Linked DNA regions of Mus musculus: all the other regions are linked to region 1. A link is a loop called in an ENCODE intact Hi-C map of the cell type or tissue named here. Cell type or tissue: heart. All regions are shown on one strand.

Region 1 (2,500 bases):
CAGTTGGTAAACTCCTAGATCCATCGCCACTGGTCTACACCATTGGGATTTCATGCAATTGCAGCCAAATTAAAAAAACAGCCCCGTGGAAAAAAAAGAGAGAGGGCGGGAGGGAGCAAGCTCCAGCAGCCTGGTTCAAACTAGATAAAACCGCCTAGCTGTCTGCAGCTCAGGGCGTGAGAACGGTGGTGCTGGCTCGAGTGACCCGGCGCGTCTGCAGCAGCTCGGTCCTACTCGGCTGCCGGCTCCACTCCTCTAGAGGAGGCCGCCCGGCCCCAGCGCCACATATAGGCGGGGAGGCGCCGCGCCGATTGGCCGCGCCATAGGCCCGCCCCGCGCTCCCGGGCTGCAGTCCCTCCCGGTGCCCGCGGCGCCGGCGGAGCGGGGAGGGGAGGAGAGGGAGGGGGTTGGGCGCCACCTCCTCCAAGGCTCGCTCGCGTCAGGGTTCCCGAAAGCTCCCGGTGCCCGCACGCTTACGTCTAAGGGAGTAAGACCCCGTCTCCAAAGCAGTCCCTGCGGCGGCGCTCAACCCTGCCCGCAAGCTTGCTCTTTGCAACCAGACCCAGCCGAGCTACTGGGCATGCCCAGTCCCACCACTAAGACTCAGGAACGCCGGCGTCTCGATTTCAATTATTGGGTTCTTACAAGAAGCACTAACGGGAGGCTACAGAGGCTGTGTTCTGTGCAAGGATAATAATCCTGCTGCAGGAATTCCTTTTTCATGCTAATGAAATTCATAGGAATATTACATTTGCCTTTTTGGTGGGAGATAGCTCCACATAAAGCTTATCAGTTATGTACAAAAAAACCAATATTGTATTTTTCTTTGGTAGGCAAATAAACGAGTCAAAGGAATCTACAAGATGAAATGCAGGGAACCTTCCCCAAACGGCCCCGGAGTTGTAAGCCTTAAAATCTCATTACCCTAACTGCATCAGTAATTATGTCTTCTTCCATTTATTGCTAGAAAAAAAAATCAATCTACAGGTCCAATCCCAAACAGATCTATTTTCTGCTAGTCCCTAGGGCCAAGGGTTCTTGAAGTGAGATCGCAATTCCGCCAAGACGCAATGCTCCGTCTTCTTAAATCGGAGAGATTGATACGTCAAGGACGTTTTCCAAAAAGCATGCAATTCCTTAATATGTAGCCTTTGCTCATTTGCAGTGTGGCCTGAACCAGTAAAAATGTGGAGAGAATCTAATGGTGGTTAAAAATAGTTCACCAGTCAAGAGATGCTGAAGGCGCTCTTCACCTAACAGTCACAGCGAGCAGATTAATGCCATCAAATCATGGTCCTTAGATAAGAGTTAACCCGGAGCAAAATCAACTCTAATAATTTAAATATCTGTGAAGATGCATCAATGAGGATTAACATACTATAAAACTAAGGGCAGACGTCTGATTACAGGTTATATACAGTCGGCAGTATGGTCGAGGAAAATTTAACCTCTGCAATACTACCCTCTAGTGGCAAAAGACTACAATAACAAAATAAGTACCAACAGTTTGGGACCTCTCCATAGGCAAGTGGTACTCAAATAATTCCAAAATAAAATCTGACTATGATACATAAATACACACTCTTACACTCACGTGAAGAGTGAACCCCTCCTCTATCAAGATGAGGCTTCCCCCTCAAGGAATAAACTTTCCTAAACTGCGGTCAGAGTCTCTTAGACAATCTCTGAAGTTTACCCAAGGCTGGAGGGGGCATATGGTTTCAGAAACTGCATTAATTCAGTTAAACGCCAAATATATTGAATACAGCACAAGAAGAGGAGAGTAATTCTCTTCTGTGTTGAAAAATGGGCGTCGTTACAAAACAATATTCTTTTTATTGTGTTTCGTGTTAGGCTTTGCTTCTGAACAAAAGTGTTAGTGTATTTGTAGTTTATGATGTGTGCTGTTTGAAGGCACCGCTCTCAGTAATGGGAAACAAAGGCGGACTGGGCAATCCTAGTGACTCGTGAAATAGGATGGAGCTCCTATGTCCACGAGTGCTAAGTGGGATTATTAGTTTCTATAATCTTAGAGTTAACATTCTAACTATCAATCTGTATCTTTTTAAATATTTTAGCTGAACACCAATTCCAGAGCAAAGACTATCACAGAAAGGTACACTGTAAATGTAAAAGAGCTAAACACAGAAATAAAGGCCGCTCAGGACATATGGAGAAATGGGGTTAAGAGTCCCAGCTGCAATGTAGAAGGATTACATGATTTTATTCTTCATGTTGTTCTTGAACATAAATAAAAGAGCTAAGTCGGTTCTGTTTCCTACCATTTTTAACTGCATGACTACCCACAGTATTAGCAACAGAAGCAAATATGAACAACCACCAATCTGTCTAATCCACTCCCCTACTGGAGAACTGGCTGGAAACAATGGAGGCTTTTCATCTCTTACACAAATGTGCTGAATTCCCTTAAAAACTTTTTATATGAACGGAAGAATAAATAATCTAAACCAAAGGCAATGGAAACAGAGGAAATCTTCGC
Region 2 (2,500 bases), 270 kb before region 1:
CATGGGAAGGAAGGCTTAGGAGAACGGAACTGAAGCACAGAGAGGTCACATACAGTCTTAGTTGGTGAAAGGTTTAATGTTGGAAAGGTAGGTAACAATTTACCAAAGGGTAGGTGACTACAGGAAGAAAAGCTCCAGATAGAATTAGAAAGAGGAGATCTAACAAGTCAGGGGGGGTGTTAGTGGGATTGTACGTGTGTCGAGGCTGCAGAAAGCCTTGACAAAAGCCATCTGTCAAAGGTTTTTGAGGATCTCAAAGTCAGAGGCCATGCAATGTTTCGTGTCTGTTCAGCCAATACACGTGGAAAGCAGAGGCGAGAACAGAGCGGGCACTCAGTAGATGGGAAGTTAAGCTGACATGGAAATGGGCTCCACAGTTAATAGCTCCTTCTTCCTTCGCTCCATTAGTCCACCGGATGAGGTTTAATTTCACACCATGAAGCATGTCTGTGACTGCAACCTTTCTAACCAGGTGGCAAAGTGTGTCTTAGAAACTGTAACTATCTAGTGATACCTATGTGGAGAAGTTTGTATCAGGAACCCGCATCATCAAAGGGGTCAGGATGCTCTGAGAATAGAGTAGTGGAAGCTAGCCAAGTTGTGATTCAGATCAGTAGTCCACAGTGAGACATGTCCACAGAATACGGTCAGAGCCAGAGAGGAGGCAACATAAAAGAGATGCCCGGAGATGCGGCTGATGGGCGTTGAGAGTGATGGAAGCAGAGAACACATGGGATGGAGAAATCTGGACTGACCCTAGGGATTCAAATCCAAGGAAGCGGGTGGTATCAGAGGACACGCACTGGCCTTTAGCTCTTAATACTCACTGCACAATCGCCAACAGAACTGACCGATACCTAAGAGTCACCTTGAGTCACCAAGTCACATTAATGCTTTAGGATGTCACAGTCTGATACCCAAGGCACTCCCTCTACTATGGAAAATAAATCAAGTGTTCCTCAGTCCCTATCCTCCCTCAAACACCTTCTCCTTTCCGTCCCTCTCCCCCATTGTACAGCCAGAGTGATACTAGCTCTCCTGTCTTAAGTCATTATGATCCATAGCCAAGTGACTCCATAACCACAAGAGGGCAATGAACACGCTCAGAGAGGCACAGGGTGGTAATTATTTTCCCATTAGCACCAACTACACTAATAGCATCATAGAACAATTAGCATTCTTAAACTCACGCTTAGATATAACCTCTGCGTGTCTTACAGGAGTAGATTGATGCACGGCCCTGCAGGAATAAGCAACAACTGTGCAGGGAGCCTGACGCATCCTGGCTGTGTTTATGAGCTATCAGCCATGCATTTGTGTGAGAAGGCTAGGGGAGAACTCAATTTTGATTACCGCTGAGCTAGCCAGTCACCACTGAATTCAGCTGTTCCTTCTTTAGGCCCCAGGAAGCGAGCACATGAGTGGGAGAAAAGCTGCAACCCAGCATCGTCCTTTGCCTCTCTCTCTCTTTCTTTTGCCCATCGCTAAGCAACCATTCTTTGTGCTCAAACCTACACATCTTTGTGCATTGTAACCCTTGGTTGCTTGAATCAACAGCTCTGTTTGATAGTGTGCCGGGGTCTGTCTATTCTATTTATTCCTGCCTTGGGTCAGCCACAATGAAGAACAAGTCATTTTGACCTCTATTATGATTCAAGGGCCTCTCTTCCGTGTTCCCATAGCATCATATTGCAGCATAGAACATGAATTCCACTTGAATCACCCATTCTCTTGCTCCTTTTGCCCCTAGACTGTTTCTGGAGAGTAGGTGCTATGCCTTGTCTGTGTGTAACCATATCCTGTGTATCCAGCCTAGGCTATAAGTTCAGCGATCTCTAAATTCGGGATGAATGAATAAGAGAATGTTTTCCTGCAATTCAAGACTTGGTTGTTAAAAGTGTGATTATCTGGTTTAAAGAATAGGCCAGCCAGGTTGAATGGAGCTGGCCAGGAAGAATTAGACAACAGGGAAGAGGTTTGCTTGGGATGAGCCAGGTGTGTAGTGACAGCTACAGATCCGAAACTATTTTCTTCCTGGAGCTGGAGATGGCATGTGGCAGATATGCTCAGGGACAGAGCAGCAGAAACACATTGAACAAAAGGACTCGTTATTGCTCAGGCAAAGAAGAAGAGCTCTCTCCAAGTAATTGTGTCTAACTTAGGCTCTGTCGGAGGCAGAACCTGAGACAAGGACTCTTACTCAAAGGATTTATGGGCAGCTGTGTTCCTAGGAACAAGAGCACTGTAGGGAGGTCAGATGGGAGCACAGTTAGAGATAGCTACAGCTCACCACCATGGACTGTGGTAGTGGTCTCAAATGAAGGGAGGGAAGCTGGTCCTTTGTCTCCCCATGTGTAGCTATGAGCTCTCTCCTGAGGCAGAAGCCATACCTTCCTAGAGAACATAGTACAAATTGCAGTGATGGAGAATCTCTGTGAAAGGCAGGGAGCAAGCTGTTTGCACTCAGCTCCAAGAGTCAAGGGGCAGGTGCATGACTGGC
Region 3 (2,500 bases), 190 kb before region 1:
CAGCTTCCCGTGAGAAATCAGAGACTTAAAGATGATCAAGTTCACAGCGATGCTTAATTAAAACTGTTTCTCTTGAATGGACTGGAAGATCCTCTGAGGCCAACAGGAGAGGAGAAGGGAGTAATAGAACTGGGTAGTCTAAAATGTGCAGTGAAAGCTGAGATTTGCAGGCACAGTCACGCAGAAGGCTTGGATTGGCGTGTTTAGACACTGGGAGCCAAATTCTCCCCTTGACTGCACTCTGTGCCTCTTGTCCTTGAGCTAGCGTGGGGGACACACAGTTTCCACCTTTCCAGGATGCAGAAACACACGAGGTCCCCAAGAGATGGAGGCTCCGCCCTTATCGAGCAAGAGGAAGGCAGTGTTACCACAGGAAGCAATTAGTATGAGGCCCCGAATGGGAAGAGTTCCTGGAATCAGAGAGGTGAAGGAGGAAGAAGGAGAGAGGGAGCCAGTGTACTGTCCAGGGAGGCCTGGGAATCCCAAAAGGTCTCAAGTCCGTACTTCTTTTCAATTATTGTCAAAAACAAAAAAAAAAGACCCCAAACAAACATGTACAGGCTTTAAAATGGGACCATGTAAGAACCATGTAAGAATCAGACTTTACTAAAATTCATTGAGAAATTCAAAGATCAGAACACAACAAACCTGAAATTCTAGTGCCTTCCCCTCACACACTTCATCTTTTGCTCAAGGAAGAGATGAGTCTTCAAGACCTGCTTACAAAAGTACCCTACACGTGGAAGACACTCAACAAAGGCCTACTCTAACTCTGAACAACGACTTTGGTTACCATTATTGTACCTAGGCTGTGTTCAAGGAGCTTGTGTGAACACACAAAGTATACGTAGGATGGTAAATAAATCCCAAGCCAGATTCTGCTTCTCTCCAAAGCTTCACATAAGTAGGCAGAGCAAAACACTAAAGGCCACCGGTGTGGCTAAGAGTAGACCCAAACAGACAGTTACCATTCCTCCTTCTCTCGGTGGTATAGAGATGCTAATAATTGTGCTTGGTGATGGAGGGGGACATTAGGAGGAAAAAAAAAGCAAAATCCATATCAGGAAACACACACATGCACACACATGCATGCGCATACGCACATACACACATACACAAGCACACAGATGCTATTTGTATTCAAATTTGTCCAGGTGTGTGTGTGTGTGTGTGTGTGTGTGTGTGTGCACATACATGCATGCACATGCACACACATACATGTGCATACCTACATGGAAGCATGCATGTGTGCGTGTGCTTGTGTTTTTAACGTGTGTTTGGGGGGCTGCTATTTGGTGGTCATGCACCTGTCGTGAGTTGATGAGAAGACACTGACAACAGAGAAAAAAATGCCCTTTGTGTGCAAGGAGGCTGTGTTTTCAGCCACACAACCTACCAACAGGATGATTTCCCAGATAATGCCTCTGTCTAGCCGACATCCCCCCTGAGATGTTGCAATTAGCTTTGTTTTGATTGCATGCCCTGAGAGCAGCCTTCTGGTTCTTATTTCGTCACTGCAGGTATCTCAATCCCCAGAAGAGGTGCCCTGGATTACTGGAAATAAGTTGCTTGGTTACCAGAATGTAAGGTAGAGCCTAACATTGTGGAGGAATGGATCCGGTTTATACCAGATACATCAGCTCTCTGTAAGCTTAGCATAATTCAGTCCCTCGAAGTCTAGCAGGGACTAGAAAAATAGAGGTTCTTTTATCAGAAAGCTGGGAGCCAGACTCCAAATCACCATTTCCTACACACACAAACACACACACACACACACACACACACACCCATCCATCCCTCGACTTCCTCACTTAAAACGCCGTGGGAATGAGTACCTGCCTTTGTGCAAGGCTGTTGTGAAGATTACTGTTGTTTATGGGCCAGCATGTACATGAAATGATTCAACCTATGGAAAGTGCTTGGCGCTCGAATGACACGCTAGGTAGTGGTTACTTACGAGGGATGGCCTGTCCCGCCAGCAGCAGTCAGGGACATCTCTCTTTCCTTAGCTGTATTGCACAGCCTTCAGTGTAGTTCCTTCTGGACACTCAACTCTGAAAATGGCTTTATATAAGAGCTGTAACTGGGCGACTTCATGAGCAAAGGACCCCTGAACTTATGCAGGTTATGTGGGCCTTACGACTCCATTGCTGACCCCCTTGAAATTCCTTTTTCAACAAGTTCCTCATTTTTATTTTGCATGGAGCTCTGCTATGACTTGGATAAGTATCCCTCTAATGACCTTTGTGTGAAATGCTTGTCTTCCCCCCCCCCCACCCCCCAGCCCCGCCCCGCCCCGCCCCGCCCCGGGACTGGAGCACTGTCGTTTTCTTCAGGAAGTGAGGCCTGATGGGAAGTCTTAGGCAGTAGCGGGCGTGGACTCCTAGGGGTCTGCAGGAGGTTGCTGGTCTTTTCTTTTCTCTTATTCCACATTTCACGGTGAGTCCTCTGCCGTAATGTGGTGCCTCAAACGTCCTACTGGTCGTAAACTGAAAACTTG

Evidence for each region. Hi-C counts contacts between places; a loop is a spot of excess contacts. Peaks named below come from ENCODE experiments on the same cell type or tissue, not always from the same donor. Only the 100,000 strongest peaks of a DNase experiment are listed, where the experiment ranks them.
Region 2: a loop joins it to region 1, with 4 times the contacts of the local background. A loop is called at or near these places in 15 of 42 quality-filtered maps.
Region 3: it touches region 1 in a loop (5-fold over the local background); 5 of 42 quality-filtered maps call a loop at or near these places.

The regions. Positions count from the first base shown.
Region 1 is chr14:76,502,271-76,504,770 of GRCm38, reverse strand. The region is part of intron 1 of Tsc22d1 (TSC22 domain family, member 1); the gene reads right to left. Among named protein-coding and RNA genes, the nearest start is that of 4930444M15Rik, 17 kb to the left of the region's middle. In heart, CTCF peaks have their summits at 366 and 1,463 (motif pointing left); a DNase peak (open chromatin) is centred at 220; H3K4me3 peaks cover 1,464 bases; H3K27ac peaks cover 1,400 bases.
Region 2 is chr14:76,771,906-76,774,405 of GRCm38, reverse strand. No RefSeq gene overlaps it. Among named protein-coding and RNA genes, the nearest start is that of Gm30246, 7.6 kb to the left of the region's middle. In heart, a CTCF peak has its summit at 1,087 (motif pointing right); no DNase peak of the experiment used is centred here; H3K27ac peaks cover 677 bases.
Region 3 is chr14:76,696,000-76,698,499 of GRCm38, reverse strand. No RefSeq gene overlaps it. Among named protein-coding and RNA genes, the nearest start is that of 1700105F02Rik, 20 kb to the right of the region's middle. In heart, no CTCF peak of the experiment used is centred here; no DNase peak of the experiment used is centred here; H3K27ac peaks cover 1,558 bases.